3 separate regions of the Homo sapiens genome follow, and regions 2 and 3 are each linked to region 1. Evidence: chromatin loops called from intact Hi-C (ENCODE). Cell type or tissue: PC-3. All regions are shown on one strand. Region 1 overlaps ARHGEF38 (Rho guanine nucleotide exchange factor 38). Region 2 has its middle 31 kb from the start of ARHGEF38. Region 3 holds the start of ARHGEF38 (Rho guanine nucleotide exchange factor 38).

Region 1 (8,000 bases):
GCAGAAATTCTTGGGTTGTAGAATTTTTAAAAAGAAGAGCACACTAGTTTTATTTATTTTACAGGATTCTGGTGCCTTTGTGACAGGCAACCACAAGTGAAATTACCTTCAATGGTCTTGGCTTAGTCCCTCCTCTGCTCCTAATCATCCCCTCAAACCCACATACATTAGACAGAGCGGTTGTCCTTCACCACTAAAGAAATGCAGCCGAGAGTTATGTTACCGTGGAAACAGAATCACTTTTTGCTGCAAGACACACTGCTTCATCTGCACTATTATGAAGCAGAATACATTGGTAGGGCTGGGAGGGGAATAAAATATTCTGCCTGCCAGTGTTGTACTTGGCCTTTGGGGGAATAAATGACTTTCAATTAGAGTACTTAAATATCTTTTAACTTTAATAATTATTATTAGAGCCTCAACAGAATTTTACTTGGAAAAGAGTAAAAAAAAAAAAGATTCTTCTGTTAAAGTAAGAGCTATAAATTCTTTCAAACTACACCACTCCTGTTAAAGAAAATGCAAGAGAATTTACAATTAATGGGTTCATTGTGTATAAAGATAAGTGTTTTAGCTCTTCTTTGTTTTTTGACTTTCTAATTTGATCACCTTGTGGATTTGTGAGATTGTCCTTACCTCTTTCCTTTTTTGGTCTCTGCTTTTAGCTTCTTTGTAGTAAGCACACTTATTTACAGCTTCATCTTGTGTTGGGCTGTGTGTATGCAGGTCCACTGTTGTTGACTTGCTGCTGAGCGTCCAGCTAAGTCTGTGATCTAAGCCTGTCACCAGTCCCACTTCTGGGCCCTCCCAGCCAAAGCCACTAGTTCCCATTTGCTACCTGGTTCTGCTACTGGGAGGCTCCCTTCCCTAAATTCAGTCACGGTTCTATTTTGTTTTCTTTCCTCTACTTGATAGCTCTTACTGTTTGTGTTGTTATCAGTGTTGAAGAACAAATCCATATGACCTACACTAGTTGAAGGATGAACTCTATAGGATATCAGAAACAAAACAAGAATCCTGTGTCCTTCAGCTCCAAAGATGCTCACAGTTATTGAGTTTTCTTATAGGCCCCCAGAAAGCACTACTAAAACAAACAAACAAAAATCTTAAAACACACACACACATGCACACAAACACACACACACTCACATGTGTGCACATTATCTCACATTACCTCAGAGTCTAACTATAAGCATATAATCACAGGAAAATCCCACATCATGAAAAGGAAAAATATTTTATTGGCTGTAAATAAATTAGAAAAGAATGTGATACTTTAAAAGTGTTAGTGTTTTAATTCTAGAGGTAGCAAAGCAACCTTAAGAGACAAATGACAATTCTTGAGCAACTAGTCAGTGGCGGGCACTTTTTATATCTATCACCCCATTTCATTCTCAAATGAATCTCAATGGCTACTATTATTTTTATTTTGCAAATAAAATGAAGGCACTAAGACTCAAATAATTTATTTTAAAAAAAATCATTCTCCGATTGTATAATTCATCCATGTAACCAAAAACGACTAGTACCCTAAAAGCTACTAAAATTTTAAAAAGTCATTCTCAAATTCCCCACACAAACCCTAAATTGTTTCTGATTTCAAGTTTAGTGTTCTTTCCAAGTGCATCACCTCATACAGTGCTCAGCAAAGCTCTGAATTGGGTGGCTGGGGAGGGGTATGTGCTAAAATCCAGGGAAAAAATAAGAATACAGCCTCTAATTCTGCCTTTCCACCTCTAGACAGGACTTCGGGAAAATCATTTATTTGTTTCAAATTCAGATTTATTCATCCTGAATTAATATGGATAAATAACCTTTTATCTCTTCATGCAAGTAGGAAGTTAATGTGTGAAAAACATGTTGAAAATACTAAGGGCACTTTTATTTCTGTGGAAAGAATGACTTACTCCTGTTAACTATAATAGGTCCAGATTAATAGGTCCAGATCACTGTCAATCTATTCAGCCATCCCAATTAATTCAGCCACCAAATCATTATTAGTCTCAAATCTGCAATGTTTTGAGAGCTGACCCTGTCACATATTGCTTGGATATCTGCCAAATAATTTCTATAGTGTTGGGTTGAGTAGTGGATGCATAATACTTATCTTTAAGTAATGAAGTGTGGATCAAATCAAACTATCGTCCAATATCTAATTTAGTCACCAGTTATAGACCCTATTTCATCATAATACCAAAAAGGATTCATTAAATGCCTGGATACAATTAGTCTAAGTTGCTTTACGAAGATACAGTCATAACCTTTGTTCATGGTATTAAACTGATTTTTAAAATAATGATCTATTTTATTATCACATAGAAGGAAATATTTTATTTCTCTAAACTCCATTGCTTGCCTTTCAGAGAGCCTCAGGAAATATTAGTGGAGTAAATATTGAAAAATACTTACCCAGCACTTGAAATTTCACCTTCTGTGTCTCTTATAAATTAACAAAAAATTGCTTCATTTTGAGTATTTCATATGTATTTACTATACTATGAACTTTACAAATACCACCTCTTTTACTTTTTACAATGACTCTCTAAAATTGAATCTATTGGTGTCATCAGGTTTAAAGAGTAAAAATAACTTGCTCAAGTCAAAGTGCCAGTCTGTAGCACAGCCTGACTCAAATCCGTGCACACCAACTCTAAACTGCAACTCTTTTTTTTTTTTTTTTGAGATAGAGTCTTGCTCTGTCACCCAGGCTGGAGTGCAGTGGTGCAATCTCAGCTCGCTGCAACCTCTGCCTCCCGGGTTCAAGCGATTCTCCTGCCTCAGCCTCCCGAGTAGCTGGGGCTACAGGTCGCCTGACACCAAGCTGATTTTTGTATTTTTAGTAGAGACGGGGTTTCACCATATTGGCCAGGCTGGTCTCAAACTCCTGACCTCGTGATCCACCCACCTCAGCCTCCCAAAGTGCTGGGATTATAGGCGTGAGCCACTGCACCTGGCCACACTGCAACTCTTAACCGCAATTCTGCACATCAACCTTGTGTGTAAAGTTGCCTTTGAGAAAACCAGCTTTCTTTTGCTGCCCATCTCTGATAACTTGTTCATCCTTTGTTTTATAAAAGAAAAAAAAGAAAAGACAGAAAAAGAGAAGGAGCAAAGAAGGAAAGCAGGGAGAGAAGGAAAAAGGAAAGAAAAGGAAAAAAAAATCACTCAATGTTTTCCACCCTCCCTGAATAACCTGGGGATAAAGTAGATCCCATCCAAGTTTTTGACACGAGTCGACATTGTTGAAAATAATCATGTGAAGTGCCAGCTTTGTCTGATGATGTCATTTTGCCTTTGTTTTGCATTTATCAGGAGAAGTATTCTTGCAGATTAAAGGGCCACTGGAAGATATTTATAAAATCTACTGCTATCACCATGATGAAGCACATAGTATACTGGAGTCCTATGAAAAGGAAGAAGAGCTGAAGGAACATTTGAGCCACTGTATCCAGTCCTTAAAGTAAGGCCTTTTCAAATGATGATTCCCATCTCCTCTCAGTTGCCTAGCAGGGAACATTTTAAATGGATGTAGATGAAAGGTCTCACATAAATCCTATGTTTTATGAGACTTGCTGGGAGCTCTGCTTTGCATTCCCTTTATAAAAAGCTGACATGCCAGAAGCCCTGATTGACTTTTTTTCCCCCTGCGAGAATGACTAAAAATAACATGGAAGAAGATTTAGAGCTCTGCAGCGATTGAAAAATGCAATATCAAAATATAAAATGTGGAAGAAAAGCCTCTTCTTAAAGCTATTGTAACTTGCCTGGCCCCACGTAGTTCAAGGATTATGTGAGATAACACGTGGCCCCATGACCACTGGAGCACATGGGTTAATGGAGTTAGGGGAATGGCCTACAACTCTGCATGGCCGTCTTCTTTCCCCAAACTCACTGTGGGGAGATGGGTGAAGACAAGTCAGGCCTTGTTAAAGTTAGTTTCAGAACAATTACTCATGCCTTCCTTTCTCATCCCTAAAACATTGGTGGGGGAGCTACACAATGTACTTTTTCTTTTCTAGAGGAAGTATCTATTCACTGTGAAAATCTGAAAAATATAACAAAGTATGTGTAAGATAAAAACCCCTTGCTATTTCACTATTAGCCCCTTTCTTCTTAATAATCATTTTCTTCTGATATTATTTATATGTATAAATGTGGGTATGTGTTTGGATTGATTCTTTTAAATGGAATTGGTATCTTTCTGAATATGCAGTTTCCTATCACATGAAGCTTAAAGCCAAAATCACTACCATACTCCACATCTTACCCAGTGGCTCTCTTACAGACTCTCACTTGTAAGTAGTATCCACTGTCAAATAATTTTGATTAGACCAGGAATTAAACAACCACAGAGAGCTGTGGTGTATAAGTCAATGTACACCCGTCTGATCCTGTAGCACACCTCCCCCGTTTACTCTGTGTGATAGGGGAAAGAGGGATCCCCAACGGGGATGGGGATGGGGATCCTAACGTGGTACAAGAGGTTTTTAGCTGCACTAAATTGAAATCATGATACTACTCTGGAGGAGGCGTTTCCCGGCTAGAATTGGGTCTGAAAGTGAGTTTAAAATGAGCCCAGTGAATTTTTTTTTTAAATAAATAAAATTTCAACTTTATTGCCGTCTACTGGTCATTAAATTACTGCAGTTTTAAACCATTCTTCATGCTATGGAAAAGAATTCAAGTCACCAAATCTTAAGCATTTATTTAGTGTTTGTGCTGTGTCAAGCGTAGTTCTGGGGGCTAAGTATACAAAAGTAAATAAGACTTAGATTCTGCCCTAAGGAACTCAATATGATCAGTTAAGTCTTAAATATAAGATGTAATGAGCAAGTAGCTCTAGTTAATTATTTCTATTTTCAGTTTAGGTTCAGTGTTAGTATATCAATTCAGAGAAACATTCAAATTTGAAGTTGTGTTCATTTTAATAAATTCATATATTAGAAGCACAGTCCTCTAAATGTTCAGCTGTTTTATTCTTTGGGAAAAAAAAGGAAATGGTGTTATCCTGGGTTTGAATGAACACCTTTCCTACCTTAAACAAGTGGCAAGATCTGATCCAATAAAAGCTGGAGCCATTTTCCTTCTTCGGGTTCTAGAACTAAGCGTGAGAAATGTCACAGAAAGTGAACATTTAGCACCTTTGATCAAACCCCACCCAATGCCAGCCCTGGGGATGGAGGTCCTTGCCTGAAAAGAATGTGGTGCCTCTACTTTAGGCATGCGCTTCTAACTGTTCACCAGAAGTGGAGCAGTCTGTTCAGAGAGGAAAGAACATCAGTTTACTATTCATTAAACTTTTAACTTTTAAGAGAAAGAAACAGACCCTGCCAGAAGATTCCACTAGGCAGTATAGCCCAGTATCATATCCCCACAAAGCAGCTAAAGGCAGAGGTGATTTTAGAACCTCATGAAGTCTCAGTTACTGAAAATTATTTTCAGACCCAATGGCTTATTTGGTCTTTTTCTGCAAGTTTCAGGTAATTCCCCTGGCCATGCCCCAAATTTTGAGTTTAGAGCTATTCTGATTTTAGGTAACAGTTGCAGGCACTGGAAGGTGTTAAGGTTTAGAAAGCAAAAAAGCCAAAAGAAGCAGTATTGGCACAACTATTTCTTAAGGGAAAGAAAATCAAATAAAATAGCTGAAGTTAGAGCTATTTTCCCAAAAGTTGCCTTTCCATGAAAATAAAGTTAATGATGGATTGTACTGGTCTGCCTGAAGGCTGAGGGCAGTAGAATTATTGACATTACTATAATACTGACCTCAATCGAGCTAACCTTTAAATTCTGAGAAACAGGTTTTCAAACAGGTTTATAGGCCAAAGAGAGTCTGGAACACCCTAAGGGCTTGGTTTTCCTGGCCAAGTAATCAGTCAAAGCTATTACTGTCACTCTGCCTTTTCCTTGTGGCTAGATAACACAGCCCAAGTGCAGTTGCCAATTTCTAATGAATACTAGGTGTGGCCTCCATTTTATCCTGTGCAAGGGGATATTGGAAATCTTTGTTCGAAGCAATATCCACGAGAGAGGTGGCTTCATGCCTCAGAAGTTAAGGTGGATTTTAAAGCAATTTAGGCTGCTTTTTAACCAAAATTACAGTATGTTTATTGAGGGCCTAATAAATATTTAATAAGAGTGCTAAATAATGTTGAAAATATTTTTTAAAAATATATAAGCATAGTTCTTGCCTCTCAGGAACACAAACCCTAGTTGAGGAGATAAACAAAACCATGTGGAAAGTTTAATAACAATACAAGAATTAATTTAAATAACACCAGAAGCTTTCACAGTGGCTGCAGTTCAAGACTAATTCCCAAAAGAGTAGTAGAGATATTACCTGGTTCTGTAAAAGACCCAAGTTTCTAACTTTCAATTATTCTTTGAAGCCAATTATCTTTCAAAAGAGAGAATAATGTTGAATCCTTTCATAACGTGAGGGCAGTGTTTTTCTGTGTGGAGTTCCCTTGCGCCAGATCCACCAGGATGGTGTATTAAAAGTACAGATTCCTATGCTCTGCCTCAGACCAAAAAAAAATACTATTTCTGGTGGTCCAGTTCAGGGTCTGCTCTTTTAACAAGCCACCTCAGGTGATTTTCCATACACACTCAAGTTAAGAACTAAATTAGTGGGAGAAATCATACTTGCTGCTTTCCCTGAAGCAGGTGGGTTTTTTCATCAATATAGATACAATCTAAGCAGTAACTACAGAGTTTGGAGACCTTCAAAAAGAAAAGATTCTAAGGCTCTCCAAAAGCAAATACACATCTGCATCTATAGCCTACAAATTGGAAATTAGCAAGTTTTTATTTATTCAACAAAAAGTTTTGACAGTCAAATTAGTGACCCCTAAGATTGTGTGAAATACTGTATTAAAATAGTCTCCAAAGTTATGGAAGTTATTTGCTAAAGATCTTATTACTTAGCCTTCTTGGGGTTATTTAAGGTTTCTGATCTGTATGAGGAATGTGAAAGATAGCGTGGCTATAAATGCAAATGTAGCTATAATTAGAATAGCCTGTCTGTTGCCTCCTTTTTCTGCTTTTCCATTTATAAATACCACTAAAGTCCCTGCTGCATTTCAGAGGCCCCAGAGATCTGTTTATTTTGTAATAGAAAGAGAATGAAGGGGATTTTCTAAGTTTTTGATGGATGGAAGACACATTTCTAGCTTCATGTCTAGTTGTTATAAATGTATCTGTATTTTTCTTCTTGCTAATCAAGGCCATCATCCCCAGGAGGAAAACTTCTAACTTCTAGTCATCTGGGCACTTTGGCTGCTCACATTACTCCTGGAGCTTCTCCATTCAGGGAGGAAGCTAAAAGCTCATGCAATGCAAAATCCAAAGGAATACATTTCAATTTGTTCACCACATTTTATACTCATTATTCTAATGGAGTGTTCCAAGTAAAAATTAAAATCACTTTTGGAAAGCCCTTCAGTTCCTTGTTATATGGCATCATGTTTGAACAAAGACTATAATCCTTAAGGAATAGTCACATAAAAACTTGTTAATTGTGAGTCAAAGTATAATGTGTTCATGAGGGTAGGAGGTATAGTGATAAATATATTAAATTACTTTATCCCATAAAAGGGTAAATGGACACATTTTAAATTCTTCCTTCCTGAATTGCCCTTGGTTGGGATTAGCTTCTGCAAAGTTTCAGCCTAAAAGAGATTTTTTTAAAAATGATGAACAAATAAAAAGATGTTATAATATAGTGCCACTACTCCACAGATTGTTGTTTTATCCTACTGGAAAATCTCTCAGATTCCCTTTCATAAAGCGTTATACTACATAAACACAATGTTTAATTTATGTTATGATATTTAGGTTTTACTTGGCTAAAATAAATGAAATAGAAAAAAAAACCCCATGTTTTCTGTAGGAGTTAAAAGAATAACCTTCTCTTTCAACTTCAATGTATGTGTTTTGATTCCTAAATGATCACATTATTCACTTATTGGTTTGCATGAAAAATTGCATTTTTATTTTTATTC
Region 2 (8,000 bases), 110 kb before region 1:
TTAGAACCAGGCCACACAGCAGGAGGTGAGTGGTGGGTGAGTAACTTCATCTGTATTTGCAACCACTCCTCATTGCTCACATTAGGGCCTGAACTCCACCACCTGTAAGATCAGTGGTGGCATTAGCCTCTCATAGGAGCACAGACCCTATTATGAACTGTGCATGCAAAGGATCCAGGTTGCATGTTCTTTATGATAATCTAATGCCTGATGATCTGTCACTATCTCCCACCACCCCTAGATGGGACCATCTAGTTGCAAGAAAACAAGCTCAGGGATCCCACCGATTCCACAAGATGGTGAGTTGTATAATTATTTCATTATATATTACAATGTAGTAATAATAGAAATAAAGTGTACTATAAATATAATGCACTTGAATAACCAAGTGCACTTGAATAACTCAAAACCATCTCTCTGTCCTAGTCCATGGAAAAACTGTCTTCCGTGAAACCAGTCCTTGGTACCAAAAAGGCTGGGGACTGTAAAAAGCTTGGGGACTCTTGCTGTACAATATTGTCTTTCTGAGCTCTCCATGAAGCATCCCAAATGCCAATTTCCCAAACTATATTCACCCTAACTTATATATTTTATCACAGAGTATCTTACGTATTTTATCACAGAGTAAAAATCTACCTAAAAGTAAAATGTAATATCTACCATTAAATACAGGGAGACCAGCTTAATTTCTAAGCACAGAATCCTATTTCAACTCTGACTTAACTATCACTTTATTTCAATGTATTAATACCTATCTTCTGTTTCTTTATTATTGGGTTGGCTTCTCATTGGAATTCAAGTTCCTTAAAGGCATATTCACTATTACTTATCTTTAGATCCTTAGCCTTACTTAGTAAATAAATGATAAAATAGGACAAAGAGAAGGGAAGTTTTTTTTTCATAGCCAGGTAGTTTTGGCTGTCTGCTATAACTATCATTAGATAGAACATTTTACTTTATAAAAGCAAAATGGATCACTGTTAATAATCAGAGAAAACCTCAGAAGCTGATTGGCGATGATCTTTTATACATTTTGAGAATCATCAGTAAGCATTTTTGTACCTACAAAGCAAAATGTGCTGTACCAAGTGCTGATGTTATAAGCTCCCTAGAATGTCATGGTCTCCTGCCATTCACCATCTCAAAATAATCATCATACTTCAATATTCCATTTCTATTGCTTTTACCCCTTCATTTAGAAGTTGTAAAAATTATATTTATAATATAATAGAAAACATTATAATATAAAAATTATACATTCAAATATGTAAAATTAGATATCCTTCTGGTAACAAAAGTGTTACATGCCCATTGTAAAATATTTAAACAACGTAGAATGTTTACATAAAAAGTGTTACTTTTTCATAATCCCACCCCCAAGAGATAATTACAGATTTTCCTATGATGTACATTCTTCTGAGTTTTTAAAATACACATTCAAATACCTAGATGATGTATTTTAAAAAAATGTGATCAGGTAGTATATAGTTTGGCAACTTTTATCATTTCGGTAGTTATCTTTCTTTGTCAGCAGGTATAGATATAACTTATTATTTTAATAATTGTGTAATTTCCATAGATAGGTATGTTTTTTAATTGGCTCACAATTGATGAACAATTGAGTGGTTTCTAATTTTTGCTATGAAAACAGAGTTGCAATGACTACTTACGTAGATAAATCTTTCTGCATTTGTGCAACTTTTTCTCAGGAAAAATTCTTAGAAATAGAATTTTTGACTTGAAAATCATCAATATTTTAATTTTGAATGTAATTTTATTTTAAATAGATATTTCCAAACTGCTTTCCATAAAGTTATGCTAACTTGCATTGTAGAATGTAATGTTTACACTAGAATGGAATGTTTTCATCACTAGGCTCATCGTTTTAATATTTTCTAAGAAAAATATCTCACTGCTTGAATTTATATTTTTTCATTAGTAGTCAGATGTAGCATCTTTTCACATATTTGTTAGTTATTTGCATTTTTCTGTGGATTATGTTTTATGACTCTTGCCATTTTTATTTCCTGTAGTTATTTTATATTGTAATATTTCTTATAATTTACAGCAATTAACCCATAAATCACGTGTATTATGAATATTAATTCCTAGTTCATTGTTTCTATATCCACCTTCTTTAGAGTATAGTTTTATGTACTCTATTTTAATTTCGGAGATAGCTGAATTTATCTTTTTTTATAGTTTCTGGTTTTTATATCAAGGCTATGTAGAATTTTATCAATTTACGAATTATTTATCCATATTTACCCCTACTTTTTACTCTTTTATTGTTCCTTAGTTATGATTTTATATTCAAGATAAAAATAATCATTCTTACACACTTATTTCCTGTTACATCATTATACATTTCTTTTTCTTTTTTTCTTTTAAGACGGAGTTTGGCTCTTGTTGCCCAGACTGGAGTGCAGCGATCTCGCTCACCGCAACCTCCGTCTCCCGGGTTCAAGCGATTCCCCTGCCTCAGCCTCCCGAGTAGCTGGGATTACAGGCATGCGCCACCACACCCGGCTAATGATGTTTTTTGTTTGTTTGTTTGTTTGTTTGAGACGGAGTCTCGCTCTGTGGCCCAGGCTGGAGTGCAGTGGCGTGATCTCGGCTCACTGCAAGCTCCTCCTCCCGGGTTCAAGCGATTCTGCTGCCTCAGCCTCCCAAGTAGCTGAGATTACAGGCACGTGCCACCATGCCCAGCTAATTTTTGTATTTTTAGTGGAGATGGGGTTTCTCCATATTGGTCAGGCTGGTCTCAAACTCCTGACCTCAGGAGCCGCCCGCCTTGGCTTCCCAAAGTGCTGGGATTACAGGCGTGAGCCACCACGCCCAGCACAACATTATACATACTAAGTAACATAGTTACGTATTCTATAATTTGTGATTATAACTTTCAGAATAGAGAAAAACAGTTGTCCCTCAAGATCCACAGAGGATTCCTTCCAGAAACAGCGTAGATGCCAAAATCTAATTATGCTCAAGTCCCTGGTATAAAATGACATAGTATTTGCAAGTAATCTGAACATATCCATCTGTATACATTAAATCATCTCTAGATTACTTATAATACCTAGTACAATGTAAATATTCTGTAAATAGTTGTTATTCTAAATTGGTTTTGAAAATATTTTTAAATTTTTTGTTGTATTTTTTTCCAATAGTTTTTATTCATGGTTAGTTGAATTCGTGGACATGGAACACGCAGATACAAAGGGCTGACTGTATTAAAAAACGACATCTGAGAACTCAAGACAATACTTTCAGAAGAAAAATGCTGCAAATTTCGAAAACAGGTGAACTAAATATTAATAAATATTTGGTAATATTTATAAAGACAAAAGCATTTTGTTCCTTACAAACATTGGGCTTTTTGATATTCCGCTGAGTGTTTTATGAGCTGATCATAGGTGGAGATGCAGGTCAATTGAGCAGATCTTAATTAAGAGTCTTCACTTTGCCCAGTGTTGGGAATACAGCAGTATCAAGGCTTTGGGAAAAAAATCTGCTGGAGGCTGCTAAAGAAAGAATTGTACTTATTTCTTCCAAAACAGCCTCTCTTGTCTCTCTCCCTGGTCATGCACAGGAAAAACATGTAACTGTGATAATTTGGTAATCACCCGACACCACAAGAGGGAGCCAACAGTAGATCCTTACTGAGCTGACCCCCATGGATTGGAGAATTTAGAAGGGGAAAGAAATTTGCTAGTGGATGATGATTTTTAGCTGTTGAATCAAACCTATCCTGATCTATCTTTAAACTTGCCAGTTATTCAAACCAATAAATTCCTATAATTGTTTAAGCTAGTTTCTGTTACATCCAGAGGCATTCTACTCAATACAGTGGTTCTCTTATATAACTGCATTAATGCTGTATACTTCTTCATGTTGACTTTTTCTTTTTATGCTATTGTGATTATCATTTAACTTGTCTGTGTTCTCTTCAGAGTTTCAGCCAGAATTGTATCTATCTCGTAGACAATCCATACACCCAATACAATGTCCAATGGAATCTAGATACCTTAGCTATTTGCCAAAAGTCTGAGAAGAAACTATGCCATCAAGGAGCATTATGCTATTTGATTTCTTTTTTGTAATGTTACTATATGATAGAATTGTTACTGTTTTTTTGTTTTTGTTTTTGCAGATTTAGGAGGTACATGTGCAGGTTTGTTACATGGGTATATTGCACAATGCTTTGAGGTCTGGGCTTGTAATGATCCCATCACACAAGTATGGAACATAGTATCCAAGGTTTTTCAACACTTACCTGGCTCCCTCCTTACTTTTGGAGTACCCAGTATCTATTGTTTCCATATTCGTGTCCATGTATACCCAGTGTTTAGCTTTCACTTATAAGTGAGAACATGCAGTATTTAATTTTCTATTTCTGAATAAATTTACTTAGAATAATGGCCTCCAGCTGCATTCATGTTGCTGCAAAGGACATGATTTTGTTCTTTTTTTTATGGCTGTGTATTTGATTTCTTAACTTCCGTTTATTATGCACTATTTTCCTTAATTCATTTGTTTTCTTTTAAAACTATAAATACAGAAAAGCACATAGAGGCATGCATGAAACACCAACAATGAATAAATGTTTACACTGCATATCAAGTTGGACACCCCAATCCTAGTTCCCTCTCTTTGAATCCAAAACCAAATATTATCGTTATCTGCCATATAGGCTGGCTAGATTTTTAAAATAATATTGTTTTGTCTGGTTTCCAAAATATGTGCAAATGGAATTATACTCTACTTAATACTTGGAAACTTATTTTATACAGTCAACCTATGTGTTCCTGACATTTATCAATGTAAATTCACATGGCTTTTGCTTATTCATTTTAAATGCTGTGTTGTTTTGCATCATAGGAAGATACCATGTCTAACGTTTTCAGTTACCTGTTAGTGGAGATTTGCATTGGTTCTAGTTTTCACTATTACAAACAATGCATCAAATGGACATCTTTATGTATCTGATGAGAGCTTTTCTACAATAATAGGACTAAGCAAGAAATTGATGGTCATAGGATATGCACATTATCAAATATACTGGATATTGCCAAACTCTCTTGTTTCAAAAAACGGCTGCAAATTTTGAAATTTTTGTGTATTACAAAATTGCTTTCCAAAGTGGTTGCACCAATTTATACTTCCACCACAATCTAAAAAAGTAATCACTGGTCCACATCACTGCTTAATACTTGGTATTATTAATTTTTACATCTCACTAATCTGATAGGTATGAAATGATTCTTCATTTTCATTTTTTTTTTGCCCAGATTACTAGTGACATTATTATCCTGTTAGGTACTTACTCATCATTACGCTTTCTATTTTTGTGATTTGCCTGCTCATATCCATTGCCTATTTGGGGTAGAGGGGGTGTGGTTGACTTCTAAATCATTTTTCTAATTTGTCTGTAATAATTCATCATATATTTGATATAAATCTCTTTTTTATGTTGTGAATTACTTTTCCCTGTCTGACAATTATCTTACAGTTATGTTTATGATGACTTAAACTTTTACTATTAGAAGTTCACTACAAAATAGTCTTTTCTTTTTGGGGGGTTTAGTTAAAACATCCTTCCCTACCCCAATATAGTAAAAGTATTCTCATTTTTTAATCTAAAAATTTTAAGTTTCATTTTTCACATTTAAATCTTTAATCCATATGAAATTTATTTTGCTTAAGGTGTAAATCAGGGAAATCTTTTTCATATAATAAATCAATCACATCAACACTTTTCTCCGTTAATTTGTTTTTTTGTTTGTTTATTTGTTTTTGAGAAAGGGTCTTGCTCTGTCGCCCAGGCTATAGTACAGCAGCCACCGCGCCCACCCTTTCCTCTGTTAATTTGTAAAGCTTTCTCTACGATACACCACATTTCTTGTACACTTCCCTCTGTTTCTGGGCTTCCTATTCTATTCCACTTATCTATTTGTCTATGAACCAATATCACATTGTCCTGTAAATATTATGGTATCCTGTTGATATATGGTAAGACAAGTCTTTAAAATGGTCTTAACTATTCACAATACTTTACTCTCCTATATAACTTTTTTAAAACAATCAATTTCCATAAAAATATATTGCTGGGATTTTAATGAAATTTCATTTAATTTACAGATTAGTTCAGAAAATAGACACTTTTCTGGTATTGAATATTTCTATTTATGGGTATAATATGTCTTGTAATTTAGTTAGGTCTTCTGTCATATCTTTCAATAAAATTTTGTACTTTTTTCCAAAAAGATTGTGAACACCTTCTATTAGATTTATTCCTAGGTACATTTTTGGTTGTTGTTGGTTTTGTAAATTGTATCTTTTCAAGTTACTTTTTATGACCATCGTTGCTAAGTTCTTAGGCAAGCTATCAATTCTTTTATATTGGCCTTGTATTCAGCAAGTTAGCTGAATTATCTTAATTGCTTTAATGGTTGTCTTTTAAATTCTTAGATTTTCTATGTAGACAACCATATCATCTGACGGTCACAACTTTATTTCTCTTCTATTCTAATCCTTACACACACATCTTATTTATTTTACTTTATTTAGGTCTTTTATTATATGATGAATTGAAGCAGTGTTAACAGATATCTTTCACTTGTTCTTGTTTAAGTGTACTTGACAAAAGGTAAAATCATGACTCATGCAAATATAAAATGGGTATGTGTCAAGGATTTTGTTCAATTGATTAATTAATGGGAGAACCAAGAACATGTTAAAATGAGTTCAAAAAATACTTCAGGCCCGTCGCAGTGGCTCATGTCTATTATCTCAACACTTTAAGAAGCCAAGGCAGGCGGATCCTGAATTGAGTCCGGGAATTTGAGACCAGCCTGGGCAACATGGTAAAAACTCATCTCTACAAAAAATACAAAAATTAGCTGGGTGTGGTAGTGTGCGCCTGTAGTCCCAGCTACTAGGAAAGCTGAGGTGGGAGGATCAGCCTGAGCCTGGCAGGTTGAGGCTGCAGTGAGTCGTGAGGGTGCCACTGCACTCCAGCCTGGGCGACACAGCCAGACCCTGTCTCAAACACACACACACACACACACACACACACACACACACACACACAAAATCCTTTAGAGCTAAGGCAGTAAATATAGGCAATTTAATAAAGGAACTTTAGGATAAGATTGCTGGGTTAAATACAAAACTGGTTAATACCCTACAGAGCAATAAACCTTACTTTGAGGTTGTATCTTTCACTAAAGAGAAATTATTTTCATCTGTACTAGACAAATATCTGCAAGTTAATCTCTGTATTTACAGACTGTAAAACAGCACGGTCAATAGAAAAATTAACTAAAGGTGCAAACCCAGAACTGTGCCGAAAGAACACCTGGTATTCTTTTTTGCCCAATTCTAAGTTTTGGATAATTTTTCTGATGTTCTTTATATTAAAGAAAATGCTTATAAAATTTTACCATTAATTAAGGTGTTTGTGGAGTTTTTGGTAAATACCTTTTCAAGTAAGTTAAAGAAGTTTTCTTCTAATTCTGGTTTCTAAAAAATAATTTAGCACAAAAAATTAGCCGGGCATGGTGGCAGGCGCCTGTAGTCCCAGCTACTTGGGAGGCTGAGGCAGGAGAATGGCGTGAACCTGGGAGGTGGAGCTTGCAGTGAGCGGAGATAGCACCACTGCACTCCAGCCTGGGCAATAGAGCGAGACTCCGTCTCAAAAATATATATATAAATAAATAAATAATAATAATAATTTAGCATAAATGAGTAGTGCAATAAATACGTTTTCTGCATTGATTAACTTTTTTTTGCTTTTTCTCCTTTTCGTATGTTAATGAGGTGGACTATATTGATAATTTCTTGATGTTGAAATATCACTTTATTCCTCAGAAAACACTACTTGGTCATGACGTGTTATGTTATATACTGGTGACATTTATTTTCTAATATTTTATTTGAGAATTTTTCATTTATGTTCATAAGTGAAACTGCTCAGTACTTTTCTGGTTCTGTCCTTA
Region 3 (8,000 bases), 78 kb before region 1:
ATACATTTAAATGTCTTAATATCAATATTTTATTTATTTAAGTAATATCAACCTTCTGTATTAAAGCATTTTTATACCTTTGCTTAGAGGCCTTGCTTCTCCAGTCTCATTGATGCTCTAGAAAGATGCCCCAGTGTTAAAGCACTCAAAATCTCTTTGACCTGGCTGTTCTCATTTCTAGCAAAACTAAGTCATTAAGTCATGTTTTATGCTAGGGATTCTAAACACACTGGCTTAAGAAATGTCAAGGAGATAAGCAAGAGAACTGTGAATCTGTATGTAAATTAAGCACCATCTGTTAAATCCACTAGAACTGTATTCGCAACAAGAACTCCAATTAACAATAGCTTAGGGAGGGGAGATTTATTTGACCCTCATAACAAGTCTAAAGGTGAATGACTACTGATGTTGGTTCCATAGGTCAATGGTATCAGAGCCCATGGATCTCTTGGTCTTTTCTCATGGACACAGGAGGGCTGTGACTGCTCCGTGCATTACCCCTGTGATCAGTCTAGAAGAAGGGGGAAGGTTGAAGCCAGATGAGACTGCCCCTTTTATTGGAGAACCAAAAGCTTTCCCAGGATCAATAATCCACCCCTTATTCTTTCAGACTATTATAAAGGTCCTATTTGCCAGGACCGGGGTTACATGGCCAACCCTAAGAGAAAGGGAGATAGAAAAAAAATAGGAAAAAAGATTATCGTTGATTGGCTAAGACTAATGCTGCCTTGAACAAGAGAAGGGTTCTGTTGGCAAAGAATAGCATGGGGGTAGGAGGCGGTAAAAATGAAGACCAAGTAAGCAACCAACAGTGTCTGCCTGATTCCCTGATTGAATAGAAGATTGTTCTGAGAGAATTTATCTATCATTCTTAAATTTTACATTCAAAATAATGTGAATAAATAAAATATGTATTTACCACTGAACTCATAGTAGCTGTTATGTATCTTAATAACTGGTGAAAATAAAAAACATAGTCAGGTGCTGTATAATGATGTTTCAGTCAAAGATGGACTACATATACAATAGTGGTCTCATAATATTATAATACCATACTTTTACTGTACTTTTCTATGTTTAAATACGTTTAGAGATACAAATACTTACCATTGCATTACAATAGCCTATGGTACTCAGTACAGTAACAGGTTTATAGCCCAGGAGCAATAGGCGGTACCATATAGCCTAGACATGTAGTAGGCTATACCATTTAGGTGTGCGTAAATGCATTTCATGATGTTCACACAATGACAAAATTGCCTAATAATGCTTTCCTCAGAATGTATCCTTGTTGTTAAACAATACAGGATGGTATAATGAAGCTACGTTTAAAGAAAATATATTCCATAATGTTCACACAATGACAAAATTGTCTAATGATGCTTTTCTTAGAATGTATCCTTGTTGTTAAACAATACAGGGTTGTATAATGAAGCTATTACAATAAGTTCTGCTATAACACTTGTTTTGAAAATACAAATTTGTTCCAACAAGATTGACATATTAGGGAATTGTTTGAACATAACACAATTTCGCATTTGTTTGTGTGTGATTTTGTCTACTTGAAACACTAGTCGAATGCAGAAAACTACCCAGATGACCTGAGCCACATAAGAATACACAAAACTCACACAGGTACAATCCTCAAACCTTACCAGTGACCTCAGTTCACTGCCTGAGTTATGAGCCACACCCATCCACATCTGGTGTAATAAATTTCCCCCGATTTCAAATAATGCTTCTTCTGCCATTTCACAACCCTTAAGCTGTGACCTTTCTGAGGCCCATTTCCACAAGCAAATGCCGTGTCTTTTTCAAGATAAAGGGTTATATTTGCTGTAGTATTTATGCATTTCTTAAGCATTTATCATGTGTAAATTCTTGCTACCATTTTTATTAGGTCTTGATCTGATTTTTATGGTCCATTGACAAAGTTTCTGAGTGCTCTGTCCTAAACCTCATGTTACCCATTAAGTCCTGTAGTTTTAATTGAACTTTTTTTTTCAGTGATACCGTATCTAAATAAATCCCTGGTGGTTACCAGGTGAATATAAATAAGTGTGTATATGCATACATACATTCATACATATATAATATTCGAACACAATTGAGGCATTTTGACATAAATCCAAAAAATTCCTTTTATATTTTAGAGGTAAATAAGCCTTTAAAAGTATTTATTAAATGTACTTGGGAGGATTTATTCAAAAAAGACTATCAATTATATTAAATAAAAGCCATTCAATACGCCAAGCTATATATAGATGTCTCCATAGTGGGTGAAGATGTGTCATTTATCTTTTAAGATAATTATGCAAACTATATTGAGCACACACATCCTGAGCTGGGAAATGACTTTTACATCTTTCTCCTCATTTATAAATCTTTTCCAACAGAAGTTATGCAAGATTCAGACTGGTCAGCACAGAGCTGGATTTTGGTGGTCCCTTTACAATAGGAGAGAATCCATTTTCCTCCTTAGGGTCTTTCTTTTCTTTAACGAAGGCATACAGAGCACTCAGCACATTCCCAGAGCTTCTTAGAATTTTTCCCTTGAGAGATCTCAGGAAATATGAGGAAAAACAACTTCAAAAAAATTAATGAAAGGCCTATCACTGTCTGCCTTTCTCTCTTTTAATCCCTGCCCTATCCTTTCTACTTTCTAGAAGTGTAGTGCCCCTTCAGTTTCAAACATTTTTCCTCTCCTTAAATTCCCAAGGTGGGATGCCCTTTTCTGGCACTCCGTCTATGAAAGGGACAGGGAAAAGATCTTATAGAAACTGAACCCTGACACGGGGCTTATTTTCCTAAGGACCAAAACATAAAAGGACAGGGTGGGACCATGGAAGGATTAATTTCAGGCAAGGGCAGCCTGTGGAGAGTGAGAAATCTGAAAAGGCTCTAGGCTTCTATGGGCATTCCCCTCCACTTCTTCTGCCTGCTGCCAGATGACTCTCACATGTGAATCCTTATTTCCTCAGGAATGCGGATCAGGGTTTGGCAAGTATGTTTTCAGTAAATAATTGCTGAATGTTCAACGCTTAAAGGCAGAAGCATAACTTTGAGTGTGCACAGTAATCACTGAAAATGATTCTGTACTCACCGTTTTGATGCAAATGCAAATTCTCATAGCCCCTGCACTGACTCCGTGGGTCACCTGTGAGTAACTCTAGCCAAAAGCCACGCACAAGCCCTGGTCTGCCTCCAGGCAGCAGACCACAACACAGTGCCCTGAGTGCACCTGCACACACCCATGGGCACACATTAAACCCATAAACGGCGGGTTATGCTAACGTGTACTTCCTTCCTCACTGCCTCACCTTGTTCATTTTCCTTTTTCCCCACCCCTCACCCCATACAATAGGATTTTTGTTTGCTTCAGTAGCATGTGACAGCACAGTCCCTGCTTTGCCTAGCTCTGTGCTGCAAGTCTCTCAGGTAACAGGTGGCAGCTTCCCCTGTTGGATTCTAGGTTTAAAAAAGAATGACCTCATGTGGGTGGAGCTCTGGGACTTCGTAGAGGTGGTGGCAGTCACAGCCAGGTAACCCTGGAGTGAAGCGGTTTAGTTAGAAGGGAGCAGATAAACTCGTCACTCTAGTAGCTTTAACCCTCACCCTGAGGCACCTTAGCAATCAGCCATTGCCTGCAAGCCTCCAAAGCTTGTCTTTGCCTAATATGGAGCCCAAAGAAGCCACTGGGAAAGAAAACATGGTCACCAAGAAAAAGAATCTGGCCTTCTTGAGGTCTAGACTCTATATGCTGGAGAGAAGGAAGACTGACACTGTGGTTGAGAGCAGTGTTTCTGGGGACCACTCTGGCACCTTGAGGAGGAGCCAATCTGACAGGACCGAATACAACCAGAAATTACAAGGTAACCAAAAAGAAATCAATTGTCCCAGTTACTGCACTCCCAGCTCCATTTCTGCTACGTTTCCAATTGCAAAGAAAACACACAAGGCAGAGGGGAAAATTGAATACCACCTCTCCTTCCCACAAAATAAGAAGATGAAAGTAAATGTGACCTATAAATTATAGGGAAAAAAATTTATTACGTGATTCAATGTTAAAGAGTCAATTCCGAATTACTCTTAATATTGCTGTGTTTTTCTTTTTTTTTTCCTGGTGAGGGTAATCATTTTTCTTCTAACTTCCTCTTTTCTTCTCCCTTCTCTACCCAACTTAAGAAGTGGGAAACACTGGAAAGCAAATGAGTTAGAAACCTACAAAAGATTGTTTATCTCAATGGGTAGATATGTGATATTACACCATGAGATATATCTAGGTAATGGTACTGAACTATGATTGTGGTTATCTTAAATAGGGGCATGAAACTATAATCGTGTCTGTGACAAAGAAGGAATGTTATAGTCAGAGAGACGGTATAAAAAGATTTGCTGAAATTCACTTAGGTGATTATTTCCTTTGAGTAAATTGAATAATACTCAAATATGGTAAGAAATGTTTAGCATGCTTATTTTGAATGACATTTGAGGAAATAACTTCAGTTTATTTTGTGATGGTACAAAGATAATTTGGCACAGTTATGATAGCACATCATTTGTTTCAGGGCCTTAATCTATATCCTGTCCTATCTATCCTTTCTTTCTCTCCTGTTTCCTGAAGGTCATTTGTTCTAGTAAAATTTCATTTTGATGTTGATATTGGGCAGCATTTTAAGTCTTTTCTTCGGTACTTGTTATGTGGTCCTCCAGAACTTGCCTCTCCTGCTTTTAGCACAAGGTGTGTCTGAACTCTCATCATCCCACTGTGAGCTGTCGTTTTGGATTTAAAAACTGTGATGAGGTCAGAAAGACCGATAGGACATGCTTATATTTAACAAATCTCTTTCCACAAATATGAGCTTAGATTTAGTTATGCAAATTAATTAAGTTAAATAAGTTAAATTAAATGCATTTAAATTAAATCTAAAAATTATTACTATAAGTTAATGTGTAAAAATAAAAAAAAAATTACCAGTAGTTCAGCACTAAAGCACAGCATCAATCTTATCCTCAAATACTTTTTTTTTAAAATGAGGGAGAGCATTGTTTAATCTTTGAAATTAATTTTTCTCCAAGCAATAGATACATTGGAAAGAATGGATGTCTTAAAATTTCAACTTTTATTTTAGATTCAGGGGGTATATATGTGTGTTTGTTACTTGCGTATTTTGTGTGATGCTGCGATTTGGGGTACAAATGATCTCATCACCTGGGTACTGAGCATAGTACCCAGTAGGTGGTTTTTCAGCCCTTGCCTCTGTCCGTTTCTCGCCACTCCAGTAGTCTCCAGTATCTATTGTTGCCACCTTTATGTCCATGTATGTCTAATGTTTAGCTCTCACTCATAAGTGAGAACATGCAGTATTTGGTTTGCTGTTCCAGCATTAATTTGCTTAGGATAATGGCCTCCGGTTGTATCCATGTTGCTGTAAAGGACATGATTTTGTTCTTTCTTCTGGCTGTGTAGTATTCCATGATGAATATGTACCATGAGAATTTAAAATCATACACATTTAGTTTCTAAACCTGGTTCTTCAACTTACTACCAATTAGAACTTGAGCAAATTACTTGAAATATCTGAGCCTCAATTTTCCTGTCTGTGAAAGTGGGACTAATGATACTTGCCACATAGTGTTGTTGGGAGATTGAAATTAGATAATTACAAAACATCTAGTATACTGGCTGATAAATTTTAGGAATAATGGGTACCATAATGATAAAACAGAACTTGCCCAATATTAATCGAAGTTTGTATACCTTATTTCTCTTTTTCAATTCTTTTTTGTCCTTTGATAAAGAGACCACATCTAGAAATTCAGGAAAAGCCCATTGCTTTATCCCTAATGACATGTTTTTTCTGTCTGAGTTTCACTAATTCAGCATCTATCAGAGTCTCCATTAGCAAAATAAAAACAGAAAATAATTTTTGCTATTCACAAATTTTTGCTTACTAAATTTTCCTAAAAAAATAAGTCTATGACCACACAAGAGAGCAGACATGGGTTGGTTACTTTGCAGAAGACCTCAGACTTCTTACGCACTTCATTTGATTTGTGGCTTTCCTGTGCTCTGTTGGATTCTTTGAAGGTGGAAGGCAAAACTCAGCAGTTAATACATGCTTCTAGTCTGTGCTTGAGAAAAATCACCAAGAAGTATAGAGGAGCACATAAGCCATAAAGATAGGCTGGCCTCCTGAGAAGTAACATCTTAAAAACGTAACCCTTAAAAGAATCCAAGTCTGATTATCGAACGCCTAATAGAGCTTTTAGCATGGTTCGACTAGAACAGGGAAGGCGACAAGGGAAGGCATTTTCTCATTAATGTTCAAAGCAATCAGTTCTGTGCGTTTGTTCTCTGGCCTGTACGATACCCATTATTATGCAGATGAGTCCTAAATCACCTTAAGAAGCTCTTTATTATTCAAATGCCGAGAGATTTTCCTCTCCCTTTCTTGGAACTGGTGGTCCCTGGGAGGCACTGAATAAACACCTGGACTGGTTAGAGCCCTCAGATAGATGGCCTAAAGCTCTTGTGAGGTCAAAGAGTGCTTTCAAATACTGGAATTTCTGGCAACACCACATTCCTCAAATTATTTAGCTGGTTATTTAATTAGTTATTTAATTGGTTGTCCTTCAATGCTATATTACCTGAGTAAAATTCACTGCTCTAACTCTCTGGGGAAGCAAGTTCTCTGGGTTCCGTAAAATGTAAGATTTTTCTTTGGTGCTCTTGAGCTTGTCTTTTAACTCATGATACCTAGTCTATCTGTTCAATTCAATTTCTCACATCACTTTAGTAGCATGAAACTTAAGTTGTAATAACAATTTTAAAAATGGTACACTGGCTGAATTAAAACGATAGAACATGGCTCTAACCAGGACATCCTAAAACCTTTGCAGAAGATTGTGATCACATCAACATAGTCATTCCTACTAAGCCTGGAGTTGTATAATAATAGAAAGGCCACCCTTAGGCTCCCTTACTCCTTGAACAGATTAATTCAGTTGACTAGCATTTATTGAATATGTTATACCTTGTTCTTTGAAATTAATTTTTCTCAAGGCCCTTGATACATTGGAAAGAATACAAATTGTAAAATCATACACATTTGGTAAATTGACATTTATTGAATGTTTTAGATGCTGTGTCTTGAGGGTTACAATGAACAGCAAAAACAGAATATGTGCCAGGAATTACAACTACAAAATCATCAAGAAAACATGTCTGACCTTTACTCCAAAGAGGCTCAAAGTCTGGTTGGGAAAGATAAGACAGGTAAACAAATAAATACAATAAAGTGGCATGATAGAAGTGGAGGTAGGATCAGTGGGTCCACAAAAGGAGGAAACGGTCTATTCAGGACTGCATGAAGGAGGTTGTCAGAAAATGGTGTCTCTAAGAAATGGTAAGGGTAGGGATGAGGGAAGGTACAGGTAAGAGAATGGCATTTTAACCTCTTCACTGTATTTAGCTCTGTCTGAAATGGTTTTTGTTTCCTTGTTTATCACCTGTTATTGACTGTTGTTCCCCTCCCTTTTCTCTCCCTCCCCGCTCATACACCATGAAAGAAACCCTATCTGTCTTGTTAACTGTTGCATCTCAGCAGCCCAGAATACAGTAAACACTCAGTAACTGTTAAATAGAGTGAATGACTTGAATGATCAGGCCCAAGCAGGAAACTGGTGTGAAGAAAGACACCATGGCCTGAAATAAGAGCCATTGTATTTATCTAAATATGTGAGGACACATGTTTCTATCAGAAAGATGATTCTTCAGTTAAATGAACATCAGAGATTAAAATGTACAGAATTTATATAATAAGTAATTCTTAGTGGAAGCCTGTTTCATTCCCAACTCGACCTTTCAGAGCACACAACAACCATATTTCAAAAATTCCTCTTCTATTAGTGACAAGAGCCATCTTAACTTCCACTAGCTCAATTCCTCATTTCCATTCTACTGGGAGCCATAGAAATTACCTAAATACAAGAAATTT

The links. Peaks named below come from ENCODE experiments on the same cell type or tissue, not always from the same donor. Only the 100,000 strongest peaks of a DNase experiment are listed, where the experiment ranks them.
Region 2: a loop joins it to region 1, with 5 times the contacts of the local background. A loop is called at or near these places in 5 of 110 quality-filtered maps.
Region 3: it touches region 1 in a loop (4-fold over the local background); 3 of 110 quality-filtered maps call a loop at or near these places.

The regions. Positions count from the first base shown.
Region 1 is chr4:105,627,586-105,635,585 of GRCh38, forward strand. ARHGEF38 (Rho guanine nucleotide exchange factor 38) reads left to right here. Exons shown (of 14, transcript NM_001242729.2): 4 at 3,313-3,460. Among named protein-coding and RNA genes, the nearest start is that of ARHGEF38-IT1, 70 kb to the left of the region's middle. RefSeq lists an enhancer at 5,427-5,496. In PC-3, CTCF peaks have their summits at 4,627 (motif pointing left) and 4,843; a DNase peak (open chromatin) is centred at 5,846; H3K4me3 peaks cover 309 bases; H3K27ac peaks cover 2,440 bases.
Region 2 is chr4:105,517,382-105,525,381 of GRCh38, forward strand. No RefSeq gene overlaps it. Among named protein-coding and RNA genes, the nearest start is that of ARHGEF38, 31 kb to the right of the region's middle. In PC-3, a CTCF peak has its summit at 3,633 (motif pointing right); a DNase peak (open chromatin) is centred at 3,650.
Region 3 is chr4:105,549,090-105,557,089 of GRCh38, forward strand. It overlaps ARHGEF38 (Rho guanine nucleotide exchange factor 38), which reads left to right and starts at 3,531. Exons shown (of 14, transcript NM_001242729.2): 1 at 3,531-3,872. The coding sequence starts at 3,677. It overlaps LOC105377352 (a long non-coding RNA gene), which reads right to left and starts at 3,195. Exons shown (of 5, transcript NR_188418.1): 1 at 3,104-3,195. RefSeq lists enhancers at 6,139-6,688, 7,240-7,789. In PC-3, no CTCF peak of the experiment used is centred here; DNase peaks (open chromatin) are centred at 1,712 and 3,312; H3K4me3 peaks cover 2,520 bases; H3K27ac peaks cover 3,799 bases.